2 separate regions of the Homo sapiens genome follow, and region 1 is linked to region 2. Evidence: read pairs that join two places in POLR2A ChIA-PET (ENCODE). Cell type or tissue: GM12878. All regions are shown on one strand. Each heading gives the region's core, and the rest is flanking DNA. Links, peaks and the distances in the headings are about the cores only. Region 1 overlaps R3HDM1 (R3H domain containing 1). Region 2 overlaps R3HDM1 (R3H domain containing 1).

Region 1 (8,456 bases), core at 457-8,456, 87 kb before region 2:
TCTTCTGCCTTGGGATCCTGTTGATCTATGACCTTACCCCCAACCCTGTGCTCTCTGAAACATGTGCTGTGTCCACTCAGGGTTAAATGGATTAAGGGCGGTGCAAGATGTGCTTTGCTAAACAGATGCTTGAAGGCAGCAGGCTCGTTAAGAGTCATCACCACTCCCTAATCTCAAGTACCCAGGGACACAAACACTGCGTAAGGCCGCAGGGTCCTCTGCCTAGGAAAACCAGAGACCTTTGTTCACTTGTTTATCTGCTGACCTTCCCTCCACTACTGTCCTATGACCCTGCCAAATCCCCCTCTGCGAGAAACACCCAAGAATGTTCAAAAAAAACAAAAACAAAAACAAAAACAAAAACAAAACTATGGATATGTAAACTAAAAAAAAAAATCAAAATATCCACTTTCAACTGTATTAAGGCCACTGCAATAAAAATTATTACCAATATTTTTTTCCTGTTTAGGAGCTGCCTCTTCTCTACGTAAGGTAGAGCCAGACAAACTGCTGTGAAATGCTTCTACAAGATCACTGGAGATTGATGAAAGACATTATAGGATATCCCACAGGTTTCTTCTGAGTTTTTTTTTTTTTTTTTCGAGATGGAGTCTCCCTTTGTCACCCAGGCTGGAGTGCAGTGGCGCAATCTTGGCTCACTGCAAGCTCCGCCTCCCGGGTTCATACCATTCTCCTGCCTCAGCCTCTCGAGTAGCTGGGACTACAGGTGCCCGCCACCACGCCCGGCTAATTTTTTGTATTTTTAGTAGAGACGGGGTTTCACCATGTTAGCCAGGATGGTCTCGATCTCCTGACCTCGTGATCCGCCAGCCTTGGCCTCCCAAAGTGCTGGGATTGCAGGCGTGAGCCACTGTGCCCGGTCCTTCTTCTGAGTTTTTTTACAGTGCTCATCTTATTCCTTTAACATTATAGGGTAATTCAGAGAAATTCCCCTTCTCTCCAGTTAATTAGTTATTCATTCTTACCATGTTTTGGAATTGAAGCCATGATAAAAAAAATGACAAATATAATGTATTTTTAAAGTTAGAAACTTACTTTATCAAAGTGTGATTTTATTTATTTATTTATTTTAAACAGACAAGGTCTCACTCTATTCCTCAGGCTGGAATGCAGTGGTGTTATCATAGGTTACTGAAGCACTGAACACTTGGGCTCAAGTGATCCTCCTGCCTCAGCCTCCCGAGTAGCTAACTACAAGCGCCCACCACTGCTTAATATCAAGCAATATCAATGCTTGATATTAAGATATATTCACTAGATCTTGCAAATTCAAGTGACAGTACATTGCTATTTTAATGCCTTTGACATTTAATACCTGACCTAGGGCAAAGCACCATGTATTTGGGTGTCAGAAGGGAGCACAGGGCTGTGTTCCAACTCTACTTGTTATTCGTTATATGAGTCTGAACATGTTATTTGAACTTCAGCTCTTTCATCAACAAACATGCCATTAGCACTTAAACATGCAATTAGCACTTGCCTTACCAAACTATGATGAAAGATTTGGCCAAATAATTCAAAGTGTAAACAGCCAAACATAAAAATGTACAACTTCATTAATAATCACAGAGCCAAATTAATACATGTTGCCATTTATGAAATGTGAAAACAGTAAAGCGGAGTCAGTACATATTGGGACTGTGAATCAAAGATTTTGGCAAAATGTACCATGGACCTTAATAACAGTCACATCCTTTAACCTACTAATTCCCTTCTAAGGACTCATGCCAAGGGAGTAATTAAAATTGCTTACAAGATGGTTCAATAAAGTAAAAAGATACGACCTAAATGTTCTGCAATAGGGTAAATATATTATTGTATATTCATAAAATGTAAGAGTATGATCATTAAATTATATTAATGAATTTTTAATAGGATGAAAAAATTTTTACTATGACCAATAAGTGAAATATATACAGTAAGATTTCAGCTACATTAAAACTCTGTAAGAGGCTGGGTGTGGTGGCTCATGCCTGTAATCCTAGCATCTGGGGAGGCCGGGGAGGACGGCTCACTTGAGGTCAGGAGTTTGAGACTAGCCTGAAACCCTATCTCTGCTAAAAATACAAAAACTAGCTGGGTGTGGTGGTGCATGACTGTAATCCCAGCTACTTGGGAGGCTGAGGCAGAAGAATCACTTGAACCCGGGAGGCAGAGGTTGCAGTGAGCCGAGATGGCACCACTGCAGTCTGGCCTGGGCGAAAGAGACTCTGTCTCAAAAAAAAAAAAAAAGCATGCATGCATTTTGTAATTATAAACAATACTTTAAAATGCTTTTTGAAAACTGAAAAGTTTAGCTTTTAAATGTTATAGTAGAAAGTTAATTTCAATGAAACAATTTGAATCTGCTTCAGAAAACTTCAGCAGATGTCAGAGTATGGCCATTTGAAGATGTTTATGCTGATATTCTGCAATATAAACCTTCAGTTCAGCCGGGTGTGGCGGCTCATGCCTGTAATCCCAGCACTCTGGGAGGCTGAGGCAGGCGGATCACTTGAGGTCAAGAGTTCGAGACCAGCCTGGTCAGCATGGTGAAACCCATTTCTACTAAAAATACAAAAATTAGCTGGGCGTGGTGGTGGGTGCCTGTAATCCCAGTTATTCAGGAGGCTGAGGCAGGAGAACTGCTTGAGCCTAGGAGGCGGAGGTTGCAGTGAGCTGAGATCACACCACTGCACTCCAGCCTGGGCAACAGAGCAAGACTCTGTCTCTAAATAAATAAATAAATGAATAAATAACCAATTCATTTGCAGGTCAGATGCTCAACTAGGCTTGTAGTCTCTGGAAGAAAACACCAACTTTCTGCCTCATAAGCTTTCTCAAAGTCATAGTAATTTCCATTTTATATATATTTTTTGTGGTGAGGGTATATATACCTAGTATAATATAAACTTTCAATTAATCAGAATTTGACTATATGCTCAATTAATGAAAATAAATGTCAAAATCTTTAATGTGTCATTTTTTGGGTTTTCCTTTAAATGCTAATAGCTGATTTATCTGGGCTTTCTGGTTAAATGCTCATATTTATAAAAGCATTAATTTATAGCTCATCTATTCCCTAATGTGAGCCATTAAAAAAAAACTGAATTTGACTAAAAAATGAAGTATTAAAAAAAGGGAGTGGGGACGCCTGCCCTAAGATTGTTGCTTTCATAGAGCATTGAATGTAGCTTTGTGTTTCTTGGCAGCTAAGATAAAATGGTGAGCCCAGGGATTATATAACTGCCAGGATGATAAGGAAAGCAAGCAGTTAGGCCACTGGCAGGTGCTGGATTGCAGAATATCATAATTGTATTCTAAAATAAATTTACAGCATGCAGTTAATTATAGAGAAATCCAGCCTTCCAGTATCACATATAAAACATACTTCATGTTTTACTAGGAAACTTAGAAGCTGGGCTGGAAATCTTGCCCAAAGAGGATTATTTCCCATTTAATAAATAGGTAGGATGCAGAAGTACCTGCAAGAAGGGCTAATATATTCCTTAAAAAGGAGCTCTGAACTTTTTAAGTACTTAAACAAGTATTTGCATGAAACCTAAAAAAGAGTCTACATTATATATTTAATGGAAAAGATGCCTTCGGCTTGAGAAATTGGAGGGTAGGTATCATAAACACAATTCACCACAAAGATGTCTCTGATGCTCCTGGAGAATGACTGATCTTGAGATGGGGCATATTCTGACCAGCGCATTAGGATGAACCAGCCATCATCAAGCAGCGTATTAGCAGATCTGTTAGAGACAGCACTTTAGTGGGTCAATGAAGTGATAGAAAACACCTGCTAAACAATAATTTCAGTTTTAGTATAGTTGATTCTATGCTGCTCTCTTTTGCCACCTCTTAAGTCTGTTCCTAGACTGAGATCTCTTTACTCTATATGTTTTTCTTTTTTTTGAGTCAGGAGTCCTGCTCTGTCACCTAGGCTGGAGTGCGATCTCGGCTCGCTGCAACCTCCACCTCCCAAGTTCAAGTGATTCTCTTTCCTCAGCCTCCCGAGTAGCTGGGATTACAGGCACACATCACCATGCCTGATATTTTTTTTTTTTTTTTTTTTGAGACGGAGTCTTGCTCTGTCGCCCAGGCTGGAGTGCAGTGTCATGACCTCGGCTTACTGCAAGCTCTGCCCTCCTGGGTTCACGCCATTTTCCTGCTGTAGCTGGGACTACAGGTGCCTGCCACCATGCCCGGCTAATTTTTTTGTATTTTTAGTAGAGATGGGGTTTCATCGTGTTAGCCAGGATGGTCTCGATCTCCTGACCTTGTGATCCGCCAGCCTTGGCCTTCCAAAGTGCTGGGATTACAGGTGTGAGCCACCACACCCGGCCATTTTTTTGTATTTTTTAGTACAGACGGGGTTTTGCCATGTTGGCCAGGCTGGTCTCAAAACTCCTGACCTCAGGTCATCTAACCACCTTGGCCTCCAAAAATGCTGGGATTACCAGCATGAGCCACTGCGCCCAGCCTTTTTTTTTTTTTTTTTTTTTTTCCCCCTGAGACAACGTCTTGCTCTGTCGCCCAGGGTGGAGTGCAGTGGTGCAATCATAGCTCACTGCAATCTCAAACTCCTGGCTCAAGCCACTGTATGTACATACCACATTTTCTTTATCCACCTGTTGATAGACACTTGAGTTGCTTCCACCTCAGGGTTTCTTTCTGAGGGTGATGAAAATGTTTTAAAATTGACCACGGTGATGGTTGCACACATTTGGAAATACACTAAAAGCTACTGAAATGTACATGTTAAGTGAATTGTATAGTATATAAATTATATCTCAATAGAGCTGTTTAAAAACAAGATAAATAAGCACATGGCAGAATGAATAAAAATGGTGCACACAGTAGTCACCCCTTATCTGTGGTTTTGCTTTCCTTGGTTTCAGTTACCCTCAGTCAACCATGGTCCAAAAGTATTAAAAATGCCAGAAATAAACACTTTATAAGTTTTAAATTGCATGTCATTATGAGTAGCATGAAGAAATCTCATGGTGTGCTGCCCAAGATGTGAATCATCCCTTTGCCCAGCATATCCATGCTGCCTGTTAGTCATGGACACTCTTTGCTCCTGACATTTAGCTATCAACACTGTCACGACTTGATGATCTAGATCACCTGAATCAAATGATCCTCCTCCTGACATCCTGTTGGAGAGTCAACAGTAGCCAAACATTATGTCACAACGCCTACAATCATTCACCTCACCTCACTTCATCTCATCACATATGCATTTCATCATCTCACATCACCACAAGGATGAGTACATTTATATGTATGCATGTGTATATATTTACTTTATTATTATTTTTTGGAGATAGGGTCTTGCTCTGTGACCCAGGAGTGCAGTGTTAAGATTGTAGCTCACTGTAACCTTGAACTCCGGGGTGCAAGTGATCCTATCAGGTCAGTCTCCCAAGTAGCTAGGACTACAGGTGTGCACCACTGCACCTGGCTAATTTTTATAGTTTTTTTTTTTTTTTTTTTTTGGTAGAGATGAGGTCTTGTTATGTTGCCCAAGGCTGCTCTCAAACTACTGGCCTCAAGCGATTCTCCCATCTCTGTGTCCCAAAGTGTTGGGATCACAGGCGTGAGCCACTGTGCCAGGCCAATGTACAATATTTTGAGAGACCACATTCCTGTAACTTTTCTTACAGTATATTGTTATCATTGTTCTATCATTAGTTATTAATCTATCACTGTGCCTAATTTATAAATTAAAACTTTATCGGAGGCATGTATGTATAGGAAAAAACATAGTACATACAGGGTTCAATTCCATGGTTTCAGGCATTCACTGGGAGATCCTGGAACATATACCCTCTGGATAAGGGGGACTACTGTACATGAAAAGTATTTACAAAATCCTGTTGTATGAAATCACCCACAAAAGGTCGAGACTTAGGAAAATTAATAGCATGGGAAATTCCACATGAAAATAAACTGCCATCATGTGTCTTTTCTCTTTATGTTTTTGTAAATATTTCATGGCTGCTATTTCAAATTATTTTTTAGATGGGAGAATAGGAACAAGTGTATTCTTCTCAAGCAATAATTGATTCATTTGAAAAGCAAGTCATACATCTACTACAGCTTTTAGTGACTACTAGAAGCGATGTCTTTGAAAATTTATGAACAGTTGTCAAGGTGTGTTAAGTCATTTGGTTTTCTGCCTTTTTAAACCACCCTACATCTTATTGTCAATGGCAGTTAAGCAAGCTTCCTGAACTTAATAATATTACTTAATAGACATGTGCTCTATTCACTTAAAATGCTGTAAGTCATCAATAAAATCCATTTGTGAACTATAGCAGCCTGAATATCAAACATTTATTCTTCTGAATTGAAGATACTGGAGCAATTAACACAGAACAAACACCTTTAAAACTCACTGGTCCCACTATCTGAGAAACGGTCTGTGACAACTAAGTAAATCTCACTATGACTTAAGCTAAACTTAATCAGCCTAGCAGAAAAATAAATGGAGAAGAAAATTTAAACTATTCAAAGGTTACCAGGTTACTCCATGTTTTTTTTTTTGCATCTTTTTATTTGGATTCTTATGTTAATAATAGCACTGTTATAATTTGTTTAGCCACAATTTAAATTCTGGGGTGGATTATCTTTGTGATAAAATTTTAGAGGTAGAATTTAAAAGTACAGCAATTTTGCATTTTGTTAAATATCCCGACTGATTTATAGAAAAATGGGCTTGATATGCCTAGCAACCAGTAATGTTTAAACGTCTCTATGCACAGTATTGCTAACTATATGTTTTAGCCTACTTTTTGTGTTCAAGTTGCCTTAATTCTCATTTTTTGGATTGCTGGTAAGACAACATTTTCCCATGTGAAAACTTACTATCAGTTTTCTTCGAGTAACAATTTATCTCTATGGATTATTTACTTGTAGTCTCACTGTTACCATCTTAGAACATAGAGAAGTGATAAAAATGTTCTATATAATAAGCTTTTATTAGGCATACTTGTCACATTTCCCCTGTATCTTGCTTCTTTCCTTTGAATATTAGTCTTAATATAGCTGTAATGGATTTCTACATTTACAAAACTTTAGAACATTCTTCTACTCTGATAATGTACTTGATATCTTGACTAATTCACTGAGAAAAGCAAAGCAATCAGAAGAGAATTTCTCTTGCTGCCATATCTATCCATCTACCCATATCTGTATCCTTATACTCTCCTTGTCCTCGTTTACTGCCCATGAAATCCTCTGCACTGTTATCTAAGGCTAACCCGCTTCCATTTTTGTGGTGGCTCTCACCCTCCCTGGGGACCTTACAACTCTCTCTCTTGTCCCTTGCAGAGGCAAATCTTCTGTATCTACTAAGCCTTTCCCTTCAGCATACAAACACATGCATCTATCTTTCAATCAAAAAAGGATCCTCTGTCTTGACTTCATCCTCTCCATATACGAATCCAATTCAACGCTTATCCTTATGAAAGCAATTCTCTTCAAAGGCTGTCTCTATTTATTGTCTTCAATTCCTCTCCTCCCATTCTGTTAGCTTTTTTTCTCCTAAAGTCTTCTATATATTTAGGCCTCTCTTCGAATGATTTTGCTATTTTTTGGGGTTTGGAATATCTAATCTATCTATCTATCTATCTATCTATCTAATCTATCTAATCAATCTATCTTATCTATCTTATCTATCTATCTATCTATCTATCTATCTATCTATCTATCTATCTATCTATCTATCTATCTATCTGAGTGTAATATTGTTTGGATGTGTGTCTCCACCTAAATCTCATTCACAATGTAATCCCCAACGCTGGAGGTGGGGCCTGCTGGGAGGTGACTGGATCATGGAGGTGGTTTCTAATGGTTTAGCACCATTCCCCCTTGGTACTGTACAGTGAGTTCTCATGAGATCTGGTTCTTTAAAAAGTGTGTGGTGCTCCCCCCACTCTTCTCTTCCTCGGGCTCCAGCCATGTAAGACGTGCCTGCTTCCCTCTTGCCTTCTGCCATAATTGAAGTTTCCCGAGGCCTCCCTAGAAGCCACTATGCTTCCTATGCAGCCTGCGGAGCTGTGAGCCAATTAAACCTCTTTTCTTTATAGATTACTCAGTCTCAGGCATTTCTTTATAGCAATGCGAGAACAGACGAATATAGAGTGCTTAGAAATATATTACAGTTTAAATTAAGTATAATAACAAAATAATTATCTATGTAACTTCATTCAGATTGGGAAACAGAACATTGCTAGTATCTTAGAAGCATCCCTGCCTTGGCTGGGTGCGGTGGCTCATGCCTGTAATCCCAGCACTTTGGGAGGCTGAGGAGGGCGGATCACGAGGTCAGGAGATTGAGACCATCCTGGCTAATATGGTGAAACCCCGTCTCTACTAAAAATACAAAAAATTAGCTGGGCGTGGTGGTGGGTGCCTGTAGTCCCAGCTAGTCGGGAGGCTGA
Region 2 (12,596 bases), core at 2,729-10,728:
GACTTTAGTATTTTACTATGAGTGAGGGACCAGTAAGAGATTAAGATGTCCTCAACGTCTGTTATGTGTTGCATTTTTGGCTGAAACGTCTTACTGATATATGGAACTGTGTTAAACCATTTTGCCCAGATGAGTTAAGTACTGTATCATCCTTCCAGTCTGTTCTGTGTCATTTTACATAAAGATATACTATATATAATTATTCAAGGGGAAAAGGATGGAATTACTGATAGCAAAATTTTTTTTTAAAAAAAAACAAAAGAACTGCAAACCTCTTGATAACATTTTTCTGGGCAACTTATCACTGGCCTTTTCTTTTTCTGCTTCATCTTTTGAGGGCTTCTCTTCTTTCTCAAATGATTGTGTTAACTGGATCTGAATTTTCTCCTGTTGGAAGGCAAAGTCAATTATTCAATGAAAATACAATACAATTCATTTAATACCACACATTTATATTTTTTGAGTAACACAGAATTGTACAGAGGAAAAAGATTATTTTACCCAACTGGATTCTTCAAACTAAAAAACAACTTAATAATACTTTACTACTTTTATCAAATACTTTATATAAAATGTAAAACTAACGTTCTGAGTTGAATATATCAATTAAAACAAATCCTCAACATTATAGAGAAAATAAATGTTTTCTATTATAGTTTAAGTGCATCAACTTGTAAAATCCCCGGAGGATGAGAACTCAGGTCTTCTTAACTTATTTTTGCAAGGAAGATGCCAAGCAAGAGCATAATTATCATCAATCATGACAATACGAATGTATAAGTGTCAAGTCAATGATTAATAAAAATCAGGTTTCTGAGTATCCATTATAATCACACATTCCTTCATTCTCCTACCATATAAAAATGTTAAGTACAAACATTTCCAAAATCAACGGCACACAGCTTTATTTCCTTTTTGAGATTTATATATCACTGTCAATCCTTCAATCACCACAGTTTTTTAGAAAGATTTCAAACAAAATTGTATCCTTACAGATACGTAATGTTTAATTGTAAAGTAACCACATTCTGTAAGACTGAAAGGAGAATTCATGTTTTATTTTAAAAACAATGCCATTACATGTAATTCCAGAACCCAAAGGGATTACTAGAAATTAATCCACACAGAAAAGGCAAAAATCATGTAGCTCTGTTTACTTAGGTAAAGTTATAAAGAAAGCTATAATAAATTCTACACCAGTTTTACTAAAGATAAAAGTGTAGCCTATTTTTAGACTAAATTATACTGTTGTTCTATAGTCAAGAAAACCATCAATCAGACACGTAGACTTTTTACCCCAATAGGACTGCTACCTGCTATTTTCATCTCTTTTCTTCTTCTTAATTCATCATACCAGTTAAAATTTGTGTTCATAATATAGGGTAAATGATGCACACTGGCAGTTTTTACTAGGATGACAAACACTTGCTTTTTGCACTCTCTGTCTTGTTTACCAAAGACACTGGCAACTTCCTTACACTCATCAACCAGTAAGTAATTTTTCTTATTGTGATTCATTTTCCAACCCACTTTCTTTACGCTTTTCATAACTGTAAAACAGGTATCTAGAAATGAATCCCAGAACTATTTTTCAGAAGTATAATATTTAGAAGTTTTCTTGACTTGTAACTACTATTCTGGTTACTCAAGAGGAACCCAGTGAAATCCAGGCTGGGAGAAAAGATTTCACACTACCTCCTCTTAGATCTTCACTAAAAGGCACTTCCAGTAACTAGCAGATTTCATTTCTAAGCTCTCCTCAAAAAGCCATATATTTTAATTACAGATACTAAACTATTTTATCAAGATGAACTATATTTTTAAAATCTTGTAAGCTTAATGTACTGAGGCCTGTCTTCAGTTGGCCTAGTTTTCAGTAGCAAATAAACAAGATATATTTTAAACACTGAAGTTCTTATACACAAAATCTTCAGACTATAAATAACTGGAATAATAGCTACCTCTCCATAGGAAACTGCAATTCCTTTACTCTTCACTCTGTCAATAACATCTGTTATTGAGGTCACTTCCCTCTCACAAGCTCTCATCAGATACAAGTGACATCTCTCTCTTAATTGCCTCTCAACTTTTTGAATAATGAGTTTTATTCCAGATTAATTCCTCAAAAATCACATTCTGAATCAAGCAAATTAGTTGGAAACTGTGTCTACCATCAAGGATTAGATACTAGTACCTTTCATGAGAAATAATTTATTTTCCAATTTCCACTCAGGTGCAATTTATTTATCTCAAGGCTTGGAAAAAGACTTCCTACTAGAAGAAGTATCTTTTATTCAGAGGATTGTATTCATAGGCAATTATCCAAAAAGAAAAAGCTTATTGTATCTAAGAGAAACTGAGAAAGAATATATTAAGGGAAATAATTGACTTTTGATATAACTTCTTTAGTCATTATCCACATGCCATAACTCATCTTTTTGAACTGTCAACACAAAAAATTATCTATGATCAATAATGTATATATCAATACACAACATATATTCCTGTTATTTTTTCTTCATATAAATTTTCACTAGCCAAATTTAGTACCATAACAGGCTCTCCCTCAAGATTTTTCAAACAGGTAAAATGCACTACAAAAAACAAGGGTCATGGTACAGCTTTTGTTTTTTCAAAAAGTATACGCTTCCTCTGTATTAACAGATTTATGAATGCCTGACCCTTCTTTCCTCAATCTCTTTAGACTGTCATGAAGCTAAGATGGTGTAACATCTGTTTTTTGGTCAACAGAACAAAGAAATGAATTTTCAAAAACATTACACTGCCTACTACTCCATCCCAAACAGGCGTATTCTTTACTCTGACTTGTACAAAATAACTTTTTTTTTTTTTTTTTTTGAGATAAGAGTTTCGCTCTTGTCACCCAGGCTGGAGCGCAATAGCGCAATCTCGGCTCCCTGAAACCTCTGCCTCCTGGGTTCAAGCGATTCTCCTGCCCCAGCCTCCGAAGTAGCTGGGATTACAGGCGTGTGCCACCACACCTGCCTAATTTTTGTATTTTTAGTAGAGATGGGTTTTCACCATGTTGGCCAGGCTGGTCTTGAACTCCTGACCTTAAATGATCCACCTGCCTTGGCCTCCCAAAAGTGCTGGGATTACAGGCGCGAGCCACTGTCCCTGGCCAAAAGAACTTTTTAAAAGTGCTGTTTCAAAAAACAATTTTATTGGTTTTTTTTCAGACTGTATTATATAGCTCTTCAGCTTTATTACAATCATGCAAAAGCCAAAGGTTAATATTTGAAAATATTCTCCAAGCAAGGATTTAGTAAATACTTTGACTGTATTTCTGCTTTTTGCTAGAAAGTCTATTTCATTGCTAAAATGCATCTATTATATCAAATAAATGCATACAGCTATCTCCTATGTAGATACATCAAAAAAAAAAAAAAAAAAAAATCAGCCGGGCGCGGTGGCTCACACTTGTAATCCTAGCACTTTGGGAGGCAGAGGCAGGTGGATCACCTGAGGTCAGGAGTTCGCAACCAGCCTGGCCAACATGGTGAAACCTCGTCCCTACTAAAAATACAAAAAATTAGCCAGGCGTGGTGGCGGGTGCCTATAATTCCAGCTACTCGGCAGGCTGAGGCAGAATGGCTTGAACCTGGGAGGCGGAGGTTGCAGTGGGCTGAGATCACACCATTGCACTCCAGCCCGGTCAACAAGAGTGAAACTCCGTCTCAAAAAAAAAAAAAAAATCATAAATTAATTTTCAGCCCTATGTTTCTGATGCAAAGAAATGTCAAAGCAAACAGATTTTTAAGTACATTTCATTGACAACAATCTATTTCAAAACATTTTCCTTGCATTTTCAAGCAATAAAATGTAGTGCTTTTCAAAAACAGTGCATATTCTAAATATGTGACAACTATCCTAAATATCTGTAATAGGCTTTTGAGGGTATCATGTAAATCAAGGGAAAGTTTAACAATTTTAGTTTGAATCACCAAATGTATAATGATATTTACTTTATAAAAAAGATGTACATGTCATGGATCAGTCATGGCTTCTTAAATAACCACAAAATTGCCCAAATTCCTTGGAAACTGTTTTTTGGGATAAAGGAGCATTTTAAGTTGCTCAAACTCTTATTAAGTACAACTAGCCACTAGGCAAAGTTATCACAAGATAAACATTGGTAAAGGATCCAAAAATATTTATGCATAAATATACAGATGTAACATGAGACAGAGATCAACCCATAGCTGAGATTAACAGAAAAGTAGTCATAGCATTAAAAAGAATGCAAACTAAATGGTTTGCCTAAACCTCACTGTTCTAAATTTTACAAGAATAGATATGTGAGAAATTAGAAATACTAGATAACTATTAAAGAGCCAAGCTAATATGAAAATTGGTTTCACCATGCATTCAGGTTACGTTAAATAACCTATCAAGAAGAAGTCTTGGCTGGTCTCTTTACAAACAAGCATTAAGTATCTGAGAAATTTCTAAAAGGTAAAACTAAAAGGGCAAATTTCACCACAATTATATTCACTGGAAATGCTACCTTAATATATATATATATTTTTTTTTGAGATGGAGTCTCGCTCTGTCGCCCAGGTTGGAGTGCAGTGGTGCGATCTGGGCTCACTGCAAGCTCCGCCTCCTGGGTTCACACCATTTTCCTGCCTCAGCCTCCCGAGTAGCTGGGACTACAGGCGCCCACCACCATGCCCGGCTAATTTTTTTGTATTTTTTTTAGTAGAGATGGGGTTTCACCGTGTTAGCCAGGATGGTCTCGATCTCCTGACCTCGTGATGTGCCCACCTCGGCTTCCCAAAGTGCTGGGATTACAGGCGTGAGCCACTGCACCCGACCAACATTTTTTAACTTTATAAAAATTAATTTATAACTTTCTTAAAGCCACATTCCTAATTAATTACATGATTCCTAAGTTCTTCCAGAAGAGTAATAATTGCTCTAAGCCTTAGATTGAAGCAAAGAGGTTTTCTAACTTTTCATATATCTCTTGGGTGCCAAGTATTATTGAATAAGTTTCATTTAGTCAAAATAAAACAAATATAACAAACACAACTTAAATCATATACAAAAATTCTCCAGTTCCACCATGTCTTGAAATAACATTTGTTTTGCTTTTTTACCTGGTTCTCCTGTGATATCTCTGGTGCAGGGGGTGGTGGAGATTCTTCACACACTGCAAGGCTCCGAACTAGCTTTAACTTTGAGCTTGACTAAAGAGAAGTATTTATAATTAACACTACATTTCAGAAATCTAGGGCATATCCAAAAGCCCCCTAGAAAGAGTTTCTAAGTTTCTTTATAGTTTCTGCCATGTATAACAGTAGATGAAATGTGCAAGTTAAATATATCATTAAACACTACTGAAGGCCTTTGTTAAGAAGGAACACAAACATTTGCAGTTTTGAAAATTATAGCAATAGAAAGAATGGGAATAATTCCAACTTCATATCCCCAAAAATGGTGAGAAAGCGATTTTCTCTACAGATAAAGAACCATCAAGATAAAAAAAGCAATGCACAAAAGCGACTAGGCAAGACAAAAATCCCAAATAAAACAAAATAAGCTTTCTGCCCCCCATAAAATATGGAAGAACTAAACTGAATGTAGTGCTATATGAAAACAAGGATTCATCAAGCATGAAGGAAGGCCCTTGGCATGCCAGCACACCAAAATATTTACTATACCTTAGACCTTTTTCCTGTCTGTCCAAATGACTGCAATGGCCGCTGAATATACAAGAAAGATTTGTATTAAATTTCATACTGAAACAGAAAATTTGCTTCTTAATTCATAGTCCTAAACCACAGAAAAACTAACTGTGCATAAAGTATGAAAAGTGAGGAAATCAAAGTTGGTTTCAGTAAAGGAGTACTGATTCCTCCCAGAAGCACACTTGCAGAAGTTTCTTTAAAATCCTGATAGGTTGGCATTTTTATTATTTTTCTTTCTTAGGCATTTTTCTTTAAATCAGCAAATGGCCACAATTTCTGTGTTAATTGAGTACAATGGAACTTATATGGTGACTTCTTGGTAGTGAAATAAAATATACTTCATTATTTTACAACATATTATAGTTTAGCCAAGGTTAAGGAAAAAGAACACACACAAAAACCAGCAGTTAAAGGTGGATAAACTCAGAAAAGTTCCAAACTTAATGTTTCAAATGCACAGTAAGTCAGAGTCCAACCACAAATCTACTGAGGTGTTTCAACACTGTATAAAGTACACCACCAGTTTATTAGTGATAGAAACCTATTCATCAGGTCTGAGGTGAGGCAATGAAGCAGAAAGGAAGAAAAAAGGGCAGACTTCCAATACGGATGTCCAGCATGACTGACAGGCCGACCATCAGTCACATGATTGGAGAATGCGGTAAGGCAAACTAACTCAAGTTTGTGATACAAGCTTTGGTTTGGGAAACCAGCTGAAGCACCTGTGAACCAGAGCCAGATAGGTTTTAAACACTCCTTTCTTCCAATTTTCCTCCCCAAACCCAACACCAAATAGTACACGGCAAAAGTATCTATCATTTTTACTTCTTAACATGAGGGAGCCAGTCTGGTAACAAACATAAAACAGATACAAAATCCTTAATATCCAGACTAGTATGCTTTACATTAAAAAAAAAAACCCATCATTTTATTTCAAAAAGGCCTTCCTTGTAGAGTCAACAGAAACAAGAGTCTACAGTACCAGTATGTCCTGCTCCCATTTTGAGCCAAAAGTTCTTCAAAATTAAAAAGCACTGTATTCTTGGGATTTTAACCCTAGATTATACAAACTACAGAACAACAAAAGGAAAATAGAAAAAATAAAAGAAAAATGACTTTGTTTCTTATACAGAAGAAAATAGCATGTGTGCGCACACATGAATATGGCAGTGCCACCTAAGAGGTCTTCTGCATGTTGGTATTGTCTTCTGTTTTTACCTACTCTCTAACTTGTTCAAGAGGATTTCTAATTAACTGTAACTCACATCTAACAATAAAAGTAAAATAAATTGTACTACCATCTAGTCTAGGTGGTAGATGCCACCATCTAGGGATTACAGGAAAAAAAAAAGAGAGAGAAAAGCAACAGGTGAATACTATGAAAATGCACATACCTAAATGAGTTCTGAAGAAGCAGAAGGGAAAATAATTTGTGACTTACTCCCAGTCCTCTGCTTTAATCTCTTGTAATTTTAAGTATCACTGGTATAAAATCTTCTATTAAAAATTCTAAAAGGAAAGGGGTCATTAACTGTCAATGTAAATCCTGTATTCATATGCAGAAAAGCTGGACTTAAATTTTTGAATTTGCTTCTTATTAGTGGGTAACCATGGTCAAATTACTTCAGTTTACTTTTATCTGTCTAAAAGTTCATACTACTTGCACTAATTCACAGGATTCTTGAAAGGATTCAGTGAAAGCGTAGCTAACAAAGGGGCTTTGAAAACTCTAAAGTGTGTCATAAATGTAATCGATTATTAAAGGTTAGGAACTGACCATGTCAGAAAACCAATGTGCTGCCTCTGCTTATTAGCAATGAGATTAAGAAAAATTACTTAATCTAACAAATGCTAATTTAAAAAAAAGTCTATAAAATGGGGGTGCTGTATATTGTTCCTATCGTAATGCTTGAGAATATTCATAGACTTACACATGTATTTATCTCACTTTTAATCTACGAGGAGGCTTTGATGAAAATGAGGAAAAGATAAAGGAAGATACAGAGAAGTAAAATTATCTTAATTTGACTTCATTTAACAAACATGTTTTAGGTTCCTGCTGTACACCAGGTACTGTGCTAGGCACTAGAGCTATGAAGATGAATAAGACATAGTTCCTGGTCTTAAAGACCTCACAGTCCAGAATTAGTTACTAAAGTCAAACAGAACCCCATATCTTCAGAATCTTAGTCCAGTGCAATTAATATATTTTAAAAAACTTTATTGTGGATTAAATTCTACCTGAGGTAGACAGAATTCTAAAGATGGCACCCAAGATTCCCATCCACTGGTTATTTAATCAAACACAAATCAAGGTACTGCTAAGAAAGGATTTTGCTTTTTTGTTTTTTGAGACTGAGTCTCACTCTGTCGCCCAGGCTGGAGTGCAGTGGCGTGATATTGGATCACTGCAACTTCCGCCTCCCAGGTTCAAGTAATTCTCCTGCCTCAGCCTCCCAAGTAGCTGGGATTACAGGCGTTTGCCACCATGCCCAGCTAATTTTTGTATTTTTAGTAGAGACAGGGTTTCACTGGGTGGCCAGGATGGTCTCAACCTCCTGACCTCAACTGAGCAGTCCGCCTTGGCCTCCTAAAGTGCTGGAATTACAGGTGTGAACTACCATACCCTGCTGGATTTATGCATTTGTTAACTAAGCTCCAAGCCAAGTGACCTTAAGATACAATTTAAGATTCAGGTGAGTCTGATTCAATCAAGTGAGCCCTATAAAAGCTCAAACATTTCTCTGGTGGGAGCACGGGGGCAAGTCAGAGAGATTTAAAGCGTGAGAAGGACTCGACATATCGTTGATGGCTTTGAAGATAGAGGGGCCATGTAAGGAGGACTATGAGCAGCCTCTCAGAACAGAGTGGCCTTTACTGACAACCAGCCAAAAAACAGGACCTCAGACCTACAGCTTCAACAAACTAAGGTTTGTCAACAACTGGAATAAGCCTTGAAGCAAATTCTTTCCCAAAGCGTTCAGAAAAGGGCCCAGCCTGGCTGACTTTGGCCTCATAGAACCCTAAGCGGACAACACAGTTGGGCCCACTGTGAGCTGATAATGGGTGTTGTCTTTTAAGCCTCTATGTTTGTGGTAATTTTTATGCAGCAATAGAAAACTAATACACTACTATATAAGTAAACCATAAATTGCTAAAGTGGCATTGTTCAATAACATAATTTATTTCGATTTCCTTTCAAACAGCAAATAGAAATTATATGTACTAGAAAATATGCCATACATACATAACAAAGCAGAGAAAACAAGTTGTTTATTAAAGTAAACATTTTATTTCATATTTTTGTAATCTACTTGGCAGCCAGATTTGGCTTTAAGTAGCAATTCCCTCTATTTGATATGTAATTATTTTAAAAGTGGATTTTATTATTTAGAGCACACTTTTCACCCTTAGCAGAATTTCACTGTCACAGCAAAAATTTAGCAGCTTGTTTAATAGACCTGTATTAGTCCAGAGAAATGCTATTTATATTAGAATTTAGAAGGCTTAGGGACAAAGTCCCCAATTTATAATTTACATTGTTTTATACTGAAGTATAAGACAGGAACTAGGCGAAAAAATGGGTGCAGAATATGAAACATCCTTAATAGAATTTCAGTTTGAAATTGATACTAATACGTTGTCAGAGTTACCAGCTACTAGAATTTGGAGAACTGAAAAAAACAGAGCAATCCTTATGAGTTATATATGTATTAGCACAAAAATAACCAATTAAATATCACTCAACTAAGAAAATCTGACATTTAAAAAATAGGAATAATTTTCTCTTTGTAATTAATAATTGTTATGAAGAAAAATTATAATGGTTACACCCTTTCAACCAGACTCAAAACACCTTGAAGAGGTTACGAATTCTCAGTACTTTTCTAGGTAATAGTAAAGATTAGTGGCAATTGTAAGGAAGATAATGAATTAAAATGTTCCATGTCTAGTTAAGGTCAGGGCAGTAAAAATAATGGATGCCAGGATGCTAATTTCTACTGGAATAAATGAAAAATACAAAGTTCTCTGAGGTGGGAGAGCTATTTTAAAAATCAATAAACTAAACACAATCACTAATTTGTTTTTAACATTTAATCTTTCGAGCCATAAAGCACAGAGTTAAATACTCAAAGGCCTAACTCTTAGATTCTAACGAAAAGTATGTGGAGAAAGTCACAAACTATCTGGTTTATAGTTATTCCTTATAATAAATGAAGATACAGGATCATCCCATCCCACTGGTGATGTACATGAAAATTATCCAAAGAAGTACAAACGGTAAGTATGCAAAAGCATTTCTACATCTACAAGATGTAGCCAACATCTTTACGCAGCACAAGAAAGCACCGTGAAAAGTAAATGTGCTTAAAAGAACTACCATATGTGCATATGACCCAAGTTCAGTAGAAAGAGTACCAAATCCTAGAAATAATTATAAAAATATACTATGGAAAATGTATCATAAGTTTTAAAAAGTTGAACTCATTCAATATTAATAAAAAACAATAAAAATACAGCATACAGATACAGAACTTAATAGAATTAAAACTACTGTACTGAAAATGTGGGGAGGTTATGTTAAAATTAAGTTTTACTCTGTTTTATTACTAAAGAAAAAATCTTGCATGACAATAAAGCCACAAATTTTTGAGAAGCCATAGAATCGTGTTATTGCTAATAGTAACAATTATAACATTGTTAATAGCACCTACCATTTGCTAGGCTCTATGTACTAGGTACATTACATATATCTTTTTTTCTCTGAGACAGGGTCTGACTCTGTCACTCAGGCTGGAGTCCAGTGGTGCAATCACAGCTCACTATAGCCTTGACCTCCTGGGCTCAGATGATCCTCCCACCTCAGCCTCCAGAGTAGCCGCCATGCCTAATTGTTTGTGTTTTTTTGTAGAGATGGGGATTTGCCATGTTGCCCCAACTGGTCTCACACTCCTGGACTCAAGCATTCTGCTTGCCTCGGCCTCCCAACGTGCTGGGATTACAGGCGTGAACCACCGTGCGCAGCCATCCTTTTTTTTTTTTTTAAATTTTATTTTTTTTTAAGGGACAGGTCTTACTCTGTTGCCCAGGCTGGAGTGCACTGGTGCAATCCTAACTCACTGCAGCCTTGAACTCTCAAGTCATCCTCCCACCTCAGCCTCCCAAACAACTGTGACTACAGGTATGTACCGTGACGCATGAATAATTTTTTTATTTTTATTTTTGTAGAGACAAAGTCTTCGTGTGTTGTCCAGGCTGGTCTCAAAGTCCTGGGCTCAGGTAAACCTCCTGCCTCGGCATCCCAAAGTGCTGGCAGGAGCCACCACGCTTTGCCACATACATGCTTTTAATCTTTGTTTGACAAACAGGAAATAGCTAAGATTATTATTTGAATGATTTTATATAAAGAGACTTTTATTCAGTCCTTTAAAAAAATACTTCATTTCTTAACAGATTAATGAAATAAGTTAATTGTTTCATCAATACTTTCCAAGCAAATGAGGGAATTTGTTATGTACTGCCTTCATTGTCGAAGAAGCGTGGCATTGTGTTCTGAACTTTTCTGATAGCCTTATTAGATTCATTGCTTTCTTGCCCAAACCTCTTTTAAAGAAATGCACTGGAATTAACTTGAGGGATACAAGACATAAGAGTCTCATCTTGATTATCGAAGGGCTTACTACTGAAACAGAATATACAAAACATGTACTTTAGCCAACTCTGTGTATGGAAAATTGACTCACGTATGTCAGAGCTATTCATTGACTCTGGCACACAAGGCCTAGTTTTTAACAGAAATCAGCTCTCTTATTTTCTCCATGACAAGGGTTACCAACACAATGTGGACTCCCTATCCTATTGTTAATAATAATGTGAGGGAGAGGCATTGTTTGAACTGTTCCCAGATATGTTTTGAATTGTGTGCATATACACATGTATACAGATGAACATCCCTGGACAAACTATTTGTTAAGTACAAAGATACAACTGTAAAAGAATGGGAAAGTTGAGTTTGAACCTTTAATAAGCAGAGCACAGAGTTCTGAATTTTATATTTAAAATAAATGACTGTAAAAATCAACACAAATAATTTACTCTAAGTTTTTTAAATTTTTTTTTTTTAAGACAGGGTCTCACTCTGTCACCCAGGCTGGAGTAGAGTGGCACGGTTTCAGCTCACTGCAACCTCGATCTCCCTGGCTCAAGCAATTCTCCCACCTCAGCCTCTTGAGTAGCTGGGACTACAAGTGCATGCCACCACATCCAGCTAATTTTTTTATTTTTTTTGGTAGAGACAGGGTTTCGCCATGTTGCCCAGGCTGGTCTTGAATTCGAGCTCAAGCGATCCGCTTGCCTTAGCCTTCCTCAAAGTGCTGGGATTACAGTCATGTGCCACCGCACCAGGCTAATTTAGACTAATTGTAATCTGAAAAACCTATCCGCGAAGAAAATCAAACAATGGAAACCCATCGGTGAGTTATACACAGGAAATCAAAGCAAATACTCCCCACCATCCAATTAACCCATGTTAAAGATTAGGGATACTCATAGTCTAACAAAATACATTTTTCTGGATTTAGAAACCTGGCATCCACCACCCCAACCTTCCAAATGTTTCATAAAAATATAAAGTCCGAAATGTACCTCTACATTCTCAACAGGAACAGTGTGTGGCAGCAGAAAAATTCCTAACCAAAAACCTGTCAGATAATTATTTGAGACCATAATCAACAATTCAGAACAACTCCAAGGCAATTATGTGGGACAGTTAACTTCCTGACGTTAATGCACACAGGTTTCTTGAATTAGCTCTGAAGTATTAAGAAATTTTTATGAAAGTAATCCTAAAATTTCTATAAAATATTACAGTCCAAAACAAAA

The links. ChIA-PET counts read pairs that join two places held together with the same protein. Peaks named below come from ENCODE experiments on the same cell type or tissue, not always from the same donor. Only the 100,000 strongest peaks of a DNase experiment are listed, where the experiment ranks them.
Region 1: POLR2A ChIA-PET joins it to region 2 with 7 read pairs; 2 of 35 experiments call an interaction of 5 or more read pairs at or near these places.

The regions. Positions count from the first base shown.
Region 1 is chr2:135,698,275-135,706,730 of GRCh38, reverse strand. The region is part of intron 21 of R3HDM1 (R3H domain containing 1); the gene reads right to left. Among named protein-coding and RNA genes, the nearest start is that of MIR128-1, 37 kb to the right of the region's middle. In GM12878, for the core only: no CTCF peak of the experiment used is centred there; no DNase peak of the experiment used is centred there.
Region 2 is chr2:135,609,285-135,621,880 of GRCh38, reverse strand. R3HDM1 (R3H domain containing 1) reads right to left here. Exons shown (of 27, transcript NM_001378107.1): 4 at 5,688-5,729; 5 at 5,124-5,213; 6 at 273-387. Among named protein-coding and RNA genes, the nearest start is that of MIR128-1, 50 kb to the left of the region's middle. In GM12878, for the core only: no CTCF peak of the experiment used is centred there; a DNase peak (open chromatin) is centred at 6,300.